Linked DNA regions of Homo sapiens: region 1 is linked to region 2. Evidence: chromatin loops called from intact Hi-C (ENCODE). Cell type or tissue: IMR-90. All regions are shown on one strand. Each heading gives the region's core, and the rest is flanking DNA. Links, peaks and the distances in the headings are about the cores only.

Evidence for each region. A loop is a pair of places that touch in the nucleus more often than their neighbours do. Peaks named below come from ENCODE experiments on the same cell type or tissue, not always from the same donor. Only the 100,000 strongest peaks of a DNase experiment are listed, where the experiment ranks them.
Region 1: it touches region 2 in a loop (11-fold over the local background); 24 of 110 quality-filtered maps call a loop at or near these places.

What each region holds. Positions count from the first base shown.
Region 1 is chr14:32,995,393-33,002,361 of GRCh38, forward strand. All of the region lies in intron 1 of NPAS3 (neuronal PAS domain protein 3), which reads left to right. Among named protein-coding and RNA genes, the nearest start is that of NPAS3, 60 kb to the left of the region's middle. In IMR-90, for the core only: a CTCF peak has its summit at 3,184 (motif pointing left); no DNase peak of the experiment used is centred there.
Region 2 is chr14:32,584,848-32,591,816 of GRCh38, forward strand. The region is part of intron 5 of AKAP6 (A-kinase anchoring protein 6); the gene reads left to right. Among named protein-coding and RNA genes, the nearest start is that of AKAP6, 260 kb to the left of the region's middle. In IMR-90, for the core only: a CTCF peak has its summit at 3,813 (motif pointing right); a DNase peak (open chromatin) is centred at 3,834.

The sequences.
Region 1 (6,969 bases), core at 1,802-4,301, 410 kb after region 2:
AGTCCTGGCTGAGGCCCTCTCATCTTTCTTCCAGATAACCAGAACAGCTTCTTAACTGCCTTGTTCATTCCATGGGATGGCCTCTTTAAAAGCTTCCACTGGTGGAAATGTGATATGGTTTGGTTCTGTGTCCCCACCCAAATCTCATCTTGTAAGTCTCACAATTCCCATGTATTGTGGGAGATGATTTAAACATGGGGGCAGGTCTTTGCCATGCTGTTCTTGTGATAGCAAATGAGTCTCACAGGATCTGATGGTTTTAAAAGTGGGAGTTTCTCTGTACAGGCTTTCTCTTTTCCTGCTGCCATCCATGTAAGATGTGACTTGCTCCTCCTTGCCTTCTATCATGATTGTGAGGCTTCTCCAGCCATGTGGAACTGTGAGTTCTCCATTAAACCTCTTTCCTTTGTAAATTGTCCAGTCGGGTATATCTTTATCAGCAGTGTGAAAATGGACTAATACAGTAAATTGGTACCAGTAGAGTGGGGTGTTGCTGAAAAGATACCTGAAATTGTGGAAGTGACTTTGGAGCTGGGTAACAGGCAGAACAATTTGGAGGGCTCAGAAGAAGACAGGAAAATGTGGGAAAGTTTGGAACTTCCTAGAGACTTGTTAAATGGCTTTGATCAAAAGCCTGATAGCAATATGTACAATTAAGGTCCAGGCTGAGGTGGTCTCAAATGGAGATGAGGAACTTTTTGGGAACTGGAGCAAAGGTGACTCTTGTTATGTTTTAGCAAAGAGACTGGTGGCATTTTGCCCCTGCCCTAGAGGTTTGTAATTTGAACTTGAAGGAGATGATTTAGGGTATCTAGCAGAAGAAATTTCTAAGCAGAAAGCATTCAATAGGTGACTTGGGTGCTTTTAAATGCATTCAGTTTTATAAGGAAAAAAGAGTATAAAAGTTCAGAAAATTTGCAACTGGATAATGTGATAGAAGAGAAAATCCCATTTTCTGAGGAGAAATTCAAGCTGGCTGCAGAAATTTGCATAAATAACGAGGAACAAAATGTTAATCCCAAGACAATGGGGAAAATGTATCTAGGGCATGTCAGAACCCTTCACAGCAGCCCATCCCATCACAGGCCCAGAGGCCTAGGAGGAAAAACTGGTTTTGTGAGCCGGGCCCCGGGTCCCTGTGCTGTGTGCAGCCTTGGGATGTGGTGCCCTGTATCCCAGCCACTCCCACAGTGGCTGAAAGGGGCCAGTGTAGAGCTCAGGCCATGGCTTCAGAGGGTGCAAGCCTCAAGCCTTGGCAGCTTGCATGTGGTGTTGAGCCTGCCAGTCCACAGAAGTCAAGAATTGAGGTTTGGGAATCTCCATCTAGATTTCAGAGGATATATGGAAATGCCTTGAAGTCCAGGCAGAAGTTTGCTGCAGGGGCAGAGTTCTCATGGAGAACCTCTGCTAGGGCAGTGGGTATGGGAAATGTGGGGTCGGGGCTCCCACACAGAGTTGATACTAGGGCACTGCCTAATGGAGCTTTGAGGAGAGGGCCACCATCCTCCAGACGCCGGAATGGTAGATCCACCAACAGCTTGCACCGTGTATCGGGAAAAGCCACAGACACTCAATGCCAGCCCATGAAAGCAGCTAGGAGGGAGGCTGTACCCTGCAAAGCAACAGGGGTGGAGTTGCCCAAGACCATGGGAACCCACCTCATGCATTAGCATGACCTGGATGTGAGACATGGAGTCAAAGGAGATCATTTTGGAGCTGTTAGATTTGACTGCCCTGCTGGATTTCAGACGTGCATGGGGCCTGTAGCCCCTTTGTTTTGGCCAATTTCTCCCATTTGGAATAGCTGTATTTACCTAGTGCCTGTACCTCCATTGTTTCTAGGAAGTAACTAACTTGCTTTTGATTTTACAGGCTTGTAGGTGGAATGGGCTTGCCTTGTCTCAGATGAGACTTTGGACTGTGGACTTTTGAGTTAATGCTGAAATGAGTTGAGACTTTGGGGGACTATTGGGAAGGCATGATTGGTTTTGAAATGTGAAGATAGGAGATTTGGGAGGGACCGGGGTGAAATGATATGGTTTCGTCCTGTGTCCCTCACCCAAGTCTCATGTTGCAAGTCCCACAATTCCCACGTATTGTTAGAGGTGATTGAATAATGGGGGTGGGTCTTTCCTGTGCTGTTCTTGGGATAGTGAATGGGTCTCATGAGATCTGATGGTTTTAAAAACGGGAGTTTCTCTGCACAAGCTCTCTCTTTTCCTGCTGCCATCCATGTAAGATGTGACTGGCGGCTGGGCGCAGTGGCTCACGCCTGTAATCCCAGCACTTTGGGAGGCCGAGTTGGGTGGATCACGAGGTCAGGAGATGGAGACCATCCTGGCTAACACGGTGAAACCCCGTCTCTACTAAAAAAAAAAAAAAAAAAAGATGTGACTTGCTCCTCCTTGCCTTCCACCATGATTGTGAGGCTTCCCTGGCCACGTGGAACTGTGAGTTCTCCATTAAACCTCTTTCCTTTGTAAATTCCCTAGTCTCGCGTATGTCTTTATCAGCAGCATGAAAGCAAACTAGTTCAAAATGTAAAGTAGTTCAGCCACTATGGAAAACAGTTCTGTGGTTTGTCAAAAAGTTAAACATAGAATTACCTTCGTACCCAGAAATTCCACTTCTTGGTATATACCCGAAATATTTGAAAATGGGTACTCAAATAAGAACATGCTCATGCATGTTCATAGCAGCACTGTTTACAATAGCCACAAGGCAAAAACAGCCCAAATGCTCATCAACAGATGATTAGAAAAAGAAATTGTGTTATAAATGTACACTGGAATATTATTCAGCAATAAAAAGGTATGAAGTACTGATACATGTACCAGTGTGGATGAACCTCGAAACCACGCTAAGTGAAAGAAGCCAGAAACAAAAGGTCACATATGCTATGATTTCATTTATATGAAATATTCAGAATAGGTAAATCTATACAGACAGAACACATATTGGTGGTTACCAGGTGATGGGAGAAGCAGGAAATGGGAGCAAGTGCTTAATGGGTATGGGGTTTTTTTTTGGGGTGATGAAACTATTTTGGAATTAGATAGAGGTAGTGGTTTCACATCTCTTTCAGTAAATGCCACTGAATTGTTCACTTTAAAATGATTAATGTTGTATCATGTGAATTTCACTTCAATTAAAACAATTCAACAAACTTTCACTGGCTCCCCCTTGTGTACAGAATGAGGCTCCAGTTTCCCCAGCTTCCTATAGGAGACCTTCACAATCCACCTGCAACCTAATTTCCCATTTCCTGTCCTGCTTTTCCTTCCCCTGTAGTTTCCTCTCACCCATAGGGGAATAGTTGCTGTTGCCAAAACACTTTGTTATTGTTGTTGTTTAATCCTTCTCTACTTGGGCTGATGTTCTTCTTCCTGTCTTCTTTCTTGGTGAAGAACAGTAGTGCTGGCTCCTCTATGAAGTGCATGCCCCTGCCTTGCCCCTCCCCAGGCAGTAGCATTCTTTCTTGGCCTCCTCCCGTTGCTCACCCTTGCTCTGGAGGCCTCCTCAAAGCCCCTTCGCACTGTGCTGAGGGTTGTGGTGGCCCTGCCTCTTCCCATCATCACACTGTGTGCTTCATCAGGGCTGGAACCACATCATATTCATGTTTCTATTCCTCATGCCCAGTACATGCCAGGGAACATAGTGGGTACTCAAAATTTGCTTTTAAACAGTCATTTAGTTTTTTGAATAGCAATTTTTGCTTCTTTAATTTCAGCTGTTGATTGTGGTAAAAAAATTCAGTTGAACTTCTTTTCTATATCTTGATTTACAGTAGGAGTACTGTGAGGAATTAGATGGGTATTATTATAAATGTTATATTCCGGCCGGGTGCGGTGGCTCATGCCTGTAATCCCAGCCCTTTGGGAGGCCAAGGTGGGCAGATCACAAGGTCAGGAGATTGAGACCATCCTGGCTAACACGGTGAAACCCCATCTCTACTAAAAATACAAAAAATTGGCTAGGCGTGGTGGCAGGTGCCTGTAGTCCCAGCTACTCGGGAGGCTGAGGCAGGAGAATGGTGTGAACCCGGGAGGCAGAGCTTGCAGTGAGCAGAGATCACACCACTGCACTCCAGCCTGGGTGACAGTATGAGATTCTATCTCAAAAAAAAAAAATAAAAGTTATATTCCTTGTCTAACACAGTTGCATTTTCTAAATGATTACCCAGTCTGTATTCCCCCACTGAAGTGTTTTTATTTTTAGTAATTACATGTATATTTTTCTAATTATTTCCTTTAATATTTTGGAGGAAAATAATTTCAACATAAGCTTCTTACCTTTAGTAAAGATGCTCCAAAAATTATATATAGCCCGGGGAAAAATCTGTTAGTGATGTATTTTCTTAGACCCAGTTATACTTACTCTTACATGTTTTTTTCCCCCTTAAGATTGTTTAACTTGGGTTTCTGTTGCTTGTAATAAAAAATATCCTGAATATTATAACTTAGGATGTACAAGTGTTGCATAGACTCTGGAGATATGAAAAGGAAAAAGATTCAGTCCTTGTCTCCAAGGTATTTGTGGTGAGTTGTGATGAAGTGGACAGAAAGGCTCACAATTGCCACATAGTATGATAATGCTACAATTGACATTTATACAAAATGACCTAGTACACAAAGGAGAGAACCCTTCACTCTGCTGGGGGAATAGAGAATGGTAGCACCATGCCATATGGAGTTGAGTTTCTAAGAAGGAGTTGCTGGCAACAGGATTTAATGGTGCCTGGAGAGTGTCAACAGCCTCTTAAATAAAATGTTTTATTTTTATTTTTATTTTTATTTTGCCAGTTGTTGCCCAGGTCACATAAGTGTAAACTAATTTTGATCAGTTTGAACTTGCTTGCTACCAAGTCTAGTAGAGACCTGTTTTAATGACTATTGCCAAAATGTGATTTACTAGAAAGTATTTCAGGCTCAAATGCCGACTAAGTGTGGCAGGTTGTTTAGCCACTGTGTTTCTCCATACTGCATTATATTTGATGGCCAAAATTAACTCTGTGGGTCAGCTCACTCCCTGATGTGCTGGATAAACCAGGGTGCCACTGCAAGACTCTGCATGTATTTATGTTATAGACACAGATTTTGTGAGTTGTTATGTATCTGGTGCAAGTATATGAGTAGAAGTTTGAACTTCAATTAGTTGGGTTTATGAAGCACTGACAGCGTAGGGCAATATATGAGGCATGTAGGAAATTACAAAGGAAATAGGAAACACAATCTTTGTTCATATTGAGTTTATAATCTAATGGAACAAATATAAATGGAGATACATGATAACAGATAAAATAAACATAAAAACATAGTCATAACCAGTTACAGATGGATAGAGATATTTGCACAAGTGCTATGGAGTTGGGAAAATTATTGCAAGGACTATTGTCAGCTGGGGTAAGTCAGAAACTGTTTTAATACAGGATGTAAAACTTATGCAAAAATATTAAGGCCAGGAAGGACAAGGATTAGTGTGGGGGAAATCATTTTAGGAAGTAAGAATGAAATGAAAATACAGAGGGAGCAGGCAGGCTATTGTAGATGACAATAACGTTAGCTGGAAAAGCTGAGTATTTTTAGGACATACGTTTCTTTTGGAAAAGCAGCTATACTAGAGTAGGCTAACTGCTGTAACAATCAGTGCCAAGTATCGGTGACTTAATAAAATCAAAGGTTACTTTTTTACATCGGATCCAATGGGAATCTTTGTGTGTGTGTGTCTCCATTCTACGCAGTTATTCAGGGATGCAGGTTTGTAATAGCTACATTCTAGGTTCTAGGAGTCTTCCTGTAGGTTCTAAGAACCTCTTTCATTCAGCTGGTGAAATGGACAGAAAATGGAGGATAATCTGTGGGAGGTATATATGGGGCCAGCTTGGAAGTAACTCTACCCACATTCTACTGACCAGAACTCAGTCTTGTGTCCCCACCTCCATGCAAGAGCCTGGGAAAGGTAATGTAGGTGGGTGCCTCTGAGGAAAAAGGCATGGGCTTTGGGGGACACATCATCTCTTGCCTTCACTTTTTTGCTAGTATCTTATGAATCTAGAGCACGTCCTTCTTTTTCACCTGAAATTTAGGTGATTTGAGTCTCCAATTTTCCTATGGAGCTTACGTGCCCTGCCGTCACCTCACACTCACCACTCTCTCCTTTCCTAGCTTCATTATTCATTATTTTTTATCAACAGTCTCTTCATTCTTGTATTACCTTAGCACGTACCTTGCAGTTATGGTTAGCAGTGTTCCTTCAGGATGCCTCTTCAGCCTGTTCTTTCTTTTCTTCTTCCATCTGCACACACTCTTGATAGTGACCTTATCTCCTAATGATGGCATTGGTATAGTAAGTCCCTACCTAGAACTCCACCCCGAATATTGCTGCTACATAAATAATCATTTTCTTCTTGCTCCATTCTCATTTAGTAATCTCTTTTCCTCCCTTTTGTGTGAGAATGAATTCCAGATTCCTCAGCCTGTACCTAAAGAATCACTGTTCCCTAGCCTCACCTCCTTCCTACCCTCATTTCTGACAGCTAATCACAGGAAGGCTCTACTCCAGGCAGACTGGTCACAGCAGTCTCTGAATTCAAAGGATGCTAATTCTGACCCTGGAGAATGTATTATTTTGTACATTTCTGGAGCAAGTCTCAGCTCATGTCATGTATAACTCATGAAACCTCACACACAAACACATTGTCTCCCAGTAATACTTCACTTGTGTGTTTCATTCACTTCTCTGGGTGCTTAGACTTATCTAGCCTCGTTCTGCTATAAAAATGTTTGTGTGCATGTTTTGTTTCTTCATGTCGATAGTTAAGATCCATAAGAGCAGGGACTATGTCATATATCTCATAATTTCCCACAGAGCCTAGCATGTAACTAGGCACACAATGATTACTCAACAAATACTTGCTGAATAAATGTATTGGATGGAGATGAAGACACTTAGGTGTAGAGATTTGGATAG
Region 2 (6,969 bases), core at 2,860-5,359:
GTCTATTGTATGGATATACCACAATTTGTTCTATCCATTCACCTGTTGATGGACATTTAAGCCATTTTCCCCAACACCTTTTTTATTGCCTTAAGAAACAGAGTTACTAAAAGCTATATTTGAGTAGAAGCATAATAAATAGAAGCATAGTGAATAACTGTCATAAATAGTTCTTGGGTAACTAGTTTTTTTTTTTCCCCTTTAAGAGATTTTATAGTATCCTTAGAATTAAGAGTAAAGCAGCAGAGCAGGTCAGCAGTTTCCCCCTCTAGAGATTTTATTTCATATCCATTTGCTCCTGAAATGGTAACTCTGATTTCCCAAGTTGTTATGCATACCTAATTCATCAAATGTAATCATTCACAAGGAGACAAACCAGCGCTTCTTTTATCTGCAGCCAATCAGTATATTCAGTAAGAATAAGTGAAGTCAAACCAATACCAGACAGCTGTGCAAGATGTAGGAAAAACAATCAACCACAAGAGCCTGGCTTAAACTTAGGAAGTATAGTTGCATAGATAGCACCGTGTTATTCTGGACACACGTTAACCAACCACATAGAAATAGCCTTGGAGAAACAAGGTTCTTAATTCAATTTGATAAATGAGGACTGTGGGGGAAAATGGTGACTATGAACTATATATATGTGTGTGTGTGTGTGTGTGTGTATGTACAACACAACTGTAAGTGTGAGTGGTTATTTAGGTGCTAGGAATACATGATGAATGAGCTTGGTTTCTTTCTTTAAGGGATTTTCAGTCTAAGAGAGGTAACGATAGATTATATGTAGTCATCTATAGACCCATAAATGACTAACAATTTTAATCAGTAAACTTCTTGTAGGATAAGCAAAGTATTCTTAGGAGTGCAGAGAAAAATTTTATTGGTTCTTTCTGGGAGTAGGGAACCTTCAAAGAGGTAATTTGATATAGACCTCAAAGGCCATATGTAATTTTGTTAGGGAAGGGAGGATGGGAGATGGGAGGAAAATTTATAAGCTTGGTGAGAGAGGTATGGTGAGCCATGTGGTGTAGCTGAGACTAGATTGGAGTCTCACAGGTTGGGGCTGGGTGGTAAAGGAGTTTGAATGTCTTTTTAATGGATTAAACTTTCCTCTGGGGGCAATGGGGACTCATTGAAGGTCCGGGTTTGTTTTAAAACAGGAGAACGACATGAAATCAACCATATATTTGATGGGGGTAGGGTCAGCCTTCATAGATTAACTGGATGAGGTTCGTGGCTTAGGTGAGAGAATAACTCTGTGCATGAAAGAAAATGGATTTGGGTATAGTATTTGAAGGATATGCTGGTACAGGCAAGCTTTTATCAGTTTTATGAATTGTGTTTAAATTAAAAAATTAAAGAAAGGGAGTAAAAGGTTAAAGTCAACAGTAAGTCCCCTTTTTACTCATGTTCCCATTGATTCTCCTCCCTCGAGGCAACCAATGTTCCTTGTTTCATTATATCATTTCTGATTTATTTCAGGTATTTAGAAACAGGCTGGCCATGGTGGCTAATGCCTGTAATCCTAGCAGTTCGGGAGGTGGAGGCAGGGAGATCACTTGAGTCCAGGAGTTTGAGACCAACCTGGCCAATATGGTGAAACCTCGTCTCTACAAAAACACAAAAATTAGCTGGGTGTGGTGGCGCGTGTCTGTAGTCCCAGCTGCTCAGGAGGCTGAGGCATGAGAATTTCTTGAACCCGGAAGGCAGAGGTTGCAGAGGTTGAGCTGAGATTGCGTCACTGCACTCCAGCCTGGGCGACTGAGGGAGACTGTCTCAAAAAACACAAAGAAATATATCTATGTACTTAACTTTGTTCCTGTAGTTTCTATTAGTAATAATTCGAAGTCAATAAATATAGAATGACTTCATCCTTTTGGATGGCTGCATAGTATTCTACTTACAAATATGCCATAATTTACATAACCAGTTCTTTGTGATGGAAATTTAGGTTGTTTACAGTCTTTTTCTATTACAAATGATGCTTTAGTGAATATCCTTGGAAATTCATCATGTTGGGTACTATAAGTATATCCTTAGAACAAATACCTTTCATATGAAATTTCTAGGTCAAGCTTAAGCATATTTAAATTTGTAACGTATTACCAAACTGTCCTTGATAGAGATTTTACCAGTTTATACTCAACAATGCATGAGAGTGCCTATTTCTGCATATTCTTGCTATCAGAGTATGTTATTACATTTGTTGAACTTTGTCCCTCTGATAGTTACAGATGGCATCTTACTGTAGTTTAGTTTGTATTTCTTGTCTTCTAAGTGGCATTGAATATCTCTCCATGTTTTTAGAGTCATCTGTATTTCCTTTTTGAGAACTATTTTTAAAATTCTTAGCCTGTTTTTCTGTTGGTCATTGTTTTTTTTGCTTCAGGATTTATAGGGGCTTTCTATATATTAAGGAAATTAGTCTCTTCTCTGTGAATAGGAAATTTTTAAAAAGTATTCTGGGGTTCTGTTCTAAAAGCATACGGATATCTCAACAGTTTGAGGAATCAAAGGTTAGGCAGACATGGAGGGCCAGGCTAATAAGCATGTAACGGGTTTCTACTAGGGGGCAAAAGCACGTTTGGATTCCAGTTCTGGAAAGACCAGTGTGTTCTAGGGAGTTTGCTTACTTAGACTAGGAAGGAACAAGCTTAAGATCAGGGTAGTTATAATCAAATGAGTGGGTTAAAGAATGTTGGAGTAATGAGAGAAATGGTGAATCAGGGCTAGGTGGGGGTAGTTAAGAATAGAGAAGAGGGAATAGATTCAAGAAAGAGGAACAGATTAGAGAGACATGCCAGCCGTTCTCTTTTTGAGGCTCACTCTTTTCTAGTCAGAAATCTCATGACCAACATGTTTTGTCTGTCCTAGTTTCCCCTAAGGCTATAGCACAGGACAGCCCACTGCTCTACAGCTGGGCAAGATTTGAGTGTAGTAAAGGATGCAGAAATTGCTGAGAGCTTCTCTATCTGTATATGGAGCAGGACCAAGACCCTAGGACCATTCCAGGGGTGTGTGAAACCAGGTAACGTGATATTATAAGTAGTATTTACATGGAAAAGAAGGGGCAAATGTCGTACAAGTACAGTGAGTATCAGGGGTACATGGTAAAGGTGGAGCAAGCTGTCTTTTATACAACTTCTATAATTATGGAACTTTGCTTAAAGAAAAACATTAAATTATACTTACTGGAAAAAAATCAAATTGTGTTAAACAGCATAAAATTAAAAGTAAAAAGTCTTACCCTCCCTTGGGTAACCAATGTAAATAGTTCTATACATTTTTGAACCTTTTTATGGAAAAATGCATACACTTTAAGGATTATTTAGTTCATATTATACATGCTGTTCAACAACTGGCTTTTTCTATCTAAATATGTCACAGATATTCTTCTATCAGTATATGAAGATCTATTGCACATTTTAGCAGCTCCTTAATATTTTATTGTGTGGATATGCCACAGTTTATTTAATCATTTCCATGATGATGGGCATTCAAACTGCCTTCTTATTTATGCTTTTGCAAATAATACTCAATGAACTTTATTGTAACACCAATTGAGAGTTTCCTCCTTGTCCCATTTGTGTCTGCCTAGAGCAGCAATTCAGAGACTCTCTGTAATCAATCTGTCCACTTCAGGGACAGCTTTTTCTCTAAGTCCTGAAAAATGAGTGGCGTTTGTGTGTGTATGAGTTTTGAGGCCATGTTTATAGTAGTAGACTTTTAAAACACACCTTCCTGAACTTTGTTGTTCCTTTTAAGATTGATGCCTGCAATTTTAGGTGACTGCCACATGGTGGCACAGAAGCACCAAATTCCTACAGACAGTGCTTACAGTCTTGGTATCCGTGAAGGGTTTGAAAATGTTTCCTTATTGTGTCATTATACTAAATACTTATAAAAACAGATTCAATTTAATTATGAAGTGTCTAAAAAAATTCTCAAAGATATATGCATGCATTTATCATCTGTATTTCTTTAGATCTTCATGTTATATCATATTTCTGATTAAACAGCTTTCGTTTGTCTCATAAGAAAAACCAATATACTTCTTACAGAGTTTTTAGCCATACAGGAAAATTTCCCCAAATACTTTCAGCTGTTTTTCTCTTGCTTGCCTTCCTGTCTCTACCTCTGCTCCGTTTTTCATTGCTTGAAGTTAAGAGATGACAGGGTTTTCTTTTTCCCACTTCCTGGTGCCCATCTCTCCCAGCATCTCCATAGGCAGCCAAGGCCCCAGCAAGTTAAGCTTCACAAGACCAGCAGCTGTCATTTGGCTGTGCTGCTCAGCTAATGGGAGCAGTGGATCAAACTTCAAAAGCATGAGCTATGAGAGTTTCACTGGACTGCCCCCACCTCCCTCAGCCTTGATGAGCAGGCTGGTGGCCTTACACGGGCTTTGAAGTCCCATTTGCTTGTCCCCCTTGATTCCCACCAGTTTAAGGGTAGTCGCAGAGAGTTTAGTGGGAAGTGGCAACATTACTTCTCTTTGGTGGACTTGGAATACCACTCAAATCCTGGCCTTGAGTTTCTTCCTTTGGTGGCACAGGGATGGAAGGGTCTTTCAGAAATTTATAGCATACAGGCATTTTGAGGTTGGTATGTGGGAATGGTAGCGTAGGAGGCTCAGTTTGGACATATGAAAGTCTTGGACTACATTCCTTTACTCATGTAACTCTAATTTTGTGCATCTAGAAGACAAATAGTGTTAGCTTCCCTTTTCAGTTAAATAGGATTCCTGCACTGTTTAAAGCACCTGGGAATGTACTTTTTGCCTGTCTCAGTTTAAGGACTCTTGGGCCATAATACCCAGTAGTTATTGTTTTGAAAATTGTTAGTGCCCAGATATTTTACTAATTTATTACTTTATTTTTCTCTTTAGGAAATAATGATTGTTTTTAATTAGAATGCCGGGGAAACACTGCATTTATTAAGCACTTCCTATTTAGGGCAGTATTATACAAAGCATTGAAGAAAAAGTTTACAGACAAGCCTCACACTATGAGGCTCCATGCACAGGCTGAAGGACACTGTGCATGGATGAGAGACTCACATGAGCTGGGGTGTGGTCACCTACAATCTCTCTCCATGTGTAGATTCATGAGCTTACCCTACTTCTCTATTGCATTATGTGGAATTTTGGAATCTTGAAATAATTCACCTGATATAAATAATATTAAGTTAAAATTCTAGATCTTTACATTAGCCAGAAAAATGCCTATTCTATATCTATAGGGTTGTTGTGAAGGTGAAATAAACATGTTTTATGTGAGGATGAGCATGCTTTTATCATTTGGGGGAATCTTCCTTAGAGACCCAAGAACATTTGGTGTGAGAAGCTTGGGTGTTCTTAGACAAGTTGAGATTCTCCCTGCCCACCCTCCCCTCAGCTGTTCTCTTGATGCTGTCACCTACTTGAGGGATGGCTTTTGTCTCTTTGGTGTCTCCCCCAACTCCTAGCCTTGCACATGCATGATAGGTATTAAAAATATCTGCTAAGGCCGGGCACAGTGGCTCACAGTGGTTGCAGTGAGCCAAGATTGCACAACTGCACACCAGCCTGAGTGGCTGGGCAAGACTCTGTCTCAGAAACAAAACAAAACAAAACAAAACTAAACAAACAAACAAAATCTGCTAAATGAATGAATGAACATTTATAAAAGCAGTGTTAGAATCACTGTGGGCAACAGATTCTAACAAATGTTATAAATCATCAAACGATAACTGAGCATGTCTACAAGTTATTTCCTCTACCATTTACAAATCAAAATGGACTTGTCACAGGGCTTTCTAGGTATTGTTTGGTATATCTGTGACAAGAAAAACATCTCTAGAGGGAAAAATAGGAATATTTTCTTCTGTTTTCAGGATGCAATTTATCGCCTTTGACAAAAAACACCAGGAATGTCTTCTCAGATAAAATGTTAACTCCGATATTTGAATGTTTTTTAATTTCAGAGGTAAATGTTACTGTTTTAAAATATGAAGACGGTATGACTAGACAGGATGTTAATAACTTGACATTACAAAATTTATTAAATTTATTTTTAAAGTGGTTTGGTTCCCCCTCTCAAATGCATGAAACATGTGGGAGTTGGAATAGATCTGCCCCAGGCTGCCAAACAAATTTTTAATGGAACTGGAGTCCTTCAGGGATTGTCCTAAATCCACATAATATTCTTAAGTCCTGGTGTTTGCACTGGGACCTGTATATTAGCAGCTGTACGTGTGAATAATATACTTATATCAATCTATCACTCTTGTGAATCCACATCTGTAGGGGCTGCTGCACATCAATTATTCCACCTCAGGGGGTAGAGAAATATTTGGGCCAGCACTGACCTCCTTTTCAATCAGGGCCTCTGGAAGTCAAATGGTCCCTTTAGACAGAACCTCTGTTTGGGAATCCATTTGGCCTAATGTGGCCATGCTGGGAAGTGAATGTGATTACCTGTGTCAGGTGTGGAGATGGCATCCAGAGAAGCAAATGAAAATTCTGTCACTTGGAGCCACCGTCAACATTCAGGATCTCTCCCTTCTATCTAATTCTTGCATAACATATTAGCCAGTCTATCAGAAAAGAATGTCAGCTTCAGTAAGATGCATCTACTTTGCACCAAAAAAAAAAAAAAAAGCAACTGTTTGTTTGAAATAAATTGTAACTTGTGTAACTTGTTTGAAGAGCTAAATTCACTTTCAAATTCTTGGAAATGTTTTTATTGTCTGAGGTTTCAGGAAGAAAGTCTCCTCAGGAAGAAGGAGGATTTTTTTGTCTTCATATCTCAGTGTCTTCTCTTTTTTTTTTTTTTTTCAAAAGGAAAACAAAGGTTTTATAATGCTTATCTTTTTGATCAAAAACTTGGAACATCTTTCTCAAGAGTACAGAGTTCTTTTATTTTTTAAAGCTTCTGCTTTTATACCTAGAGGTGTGTTACAGATTGTCATAACTGATAAATCAATGAC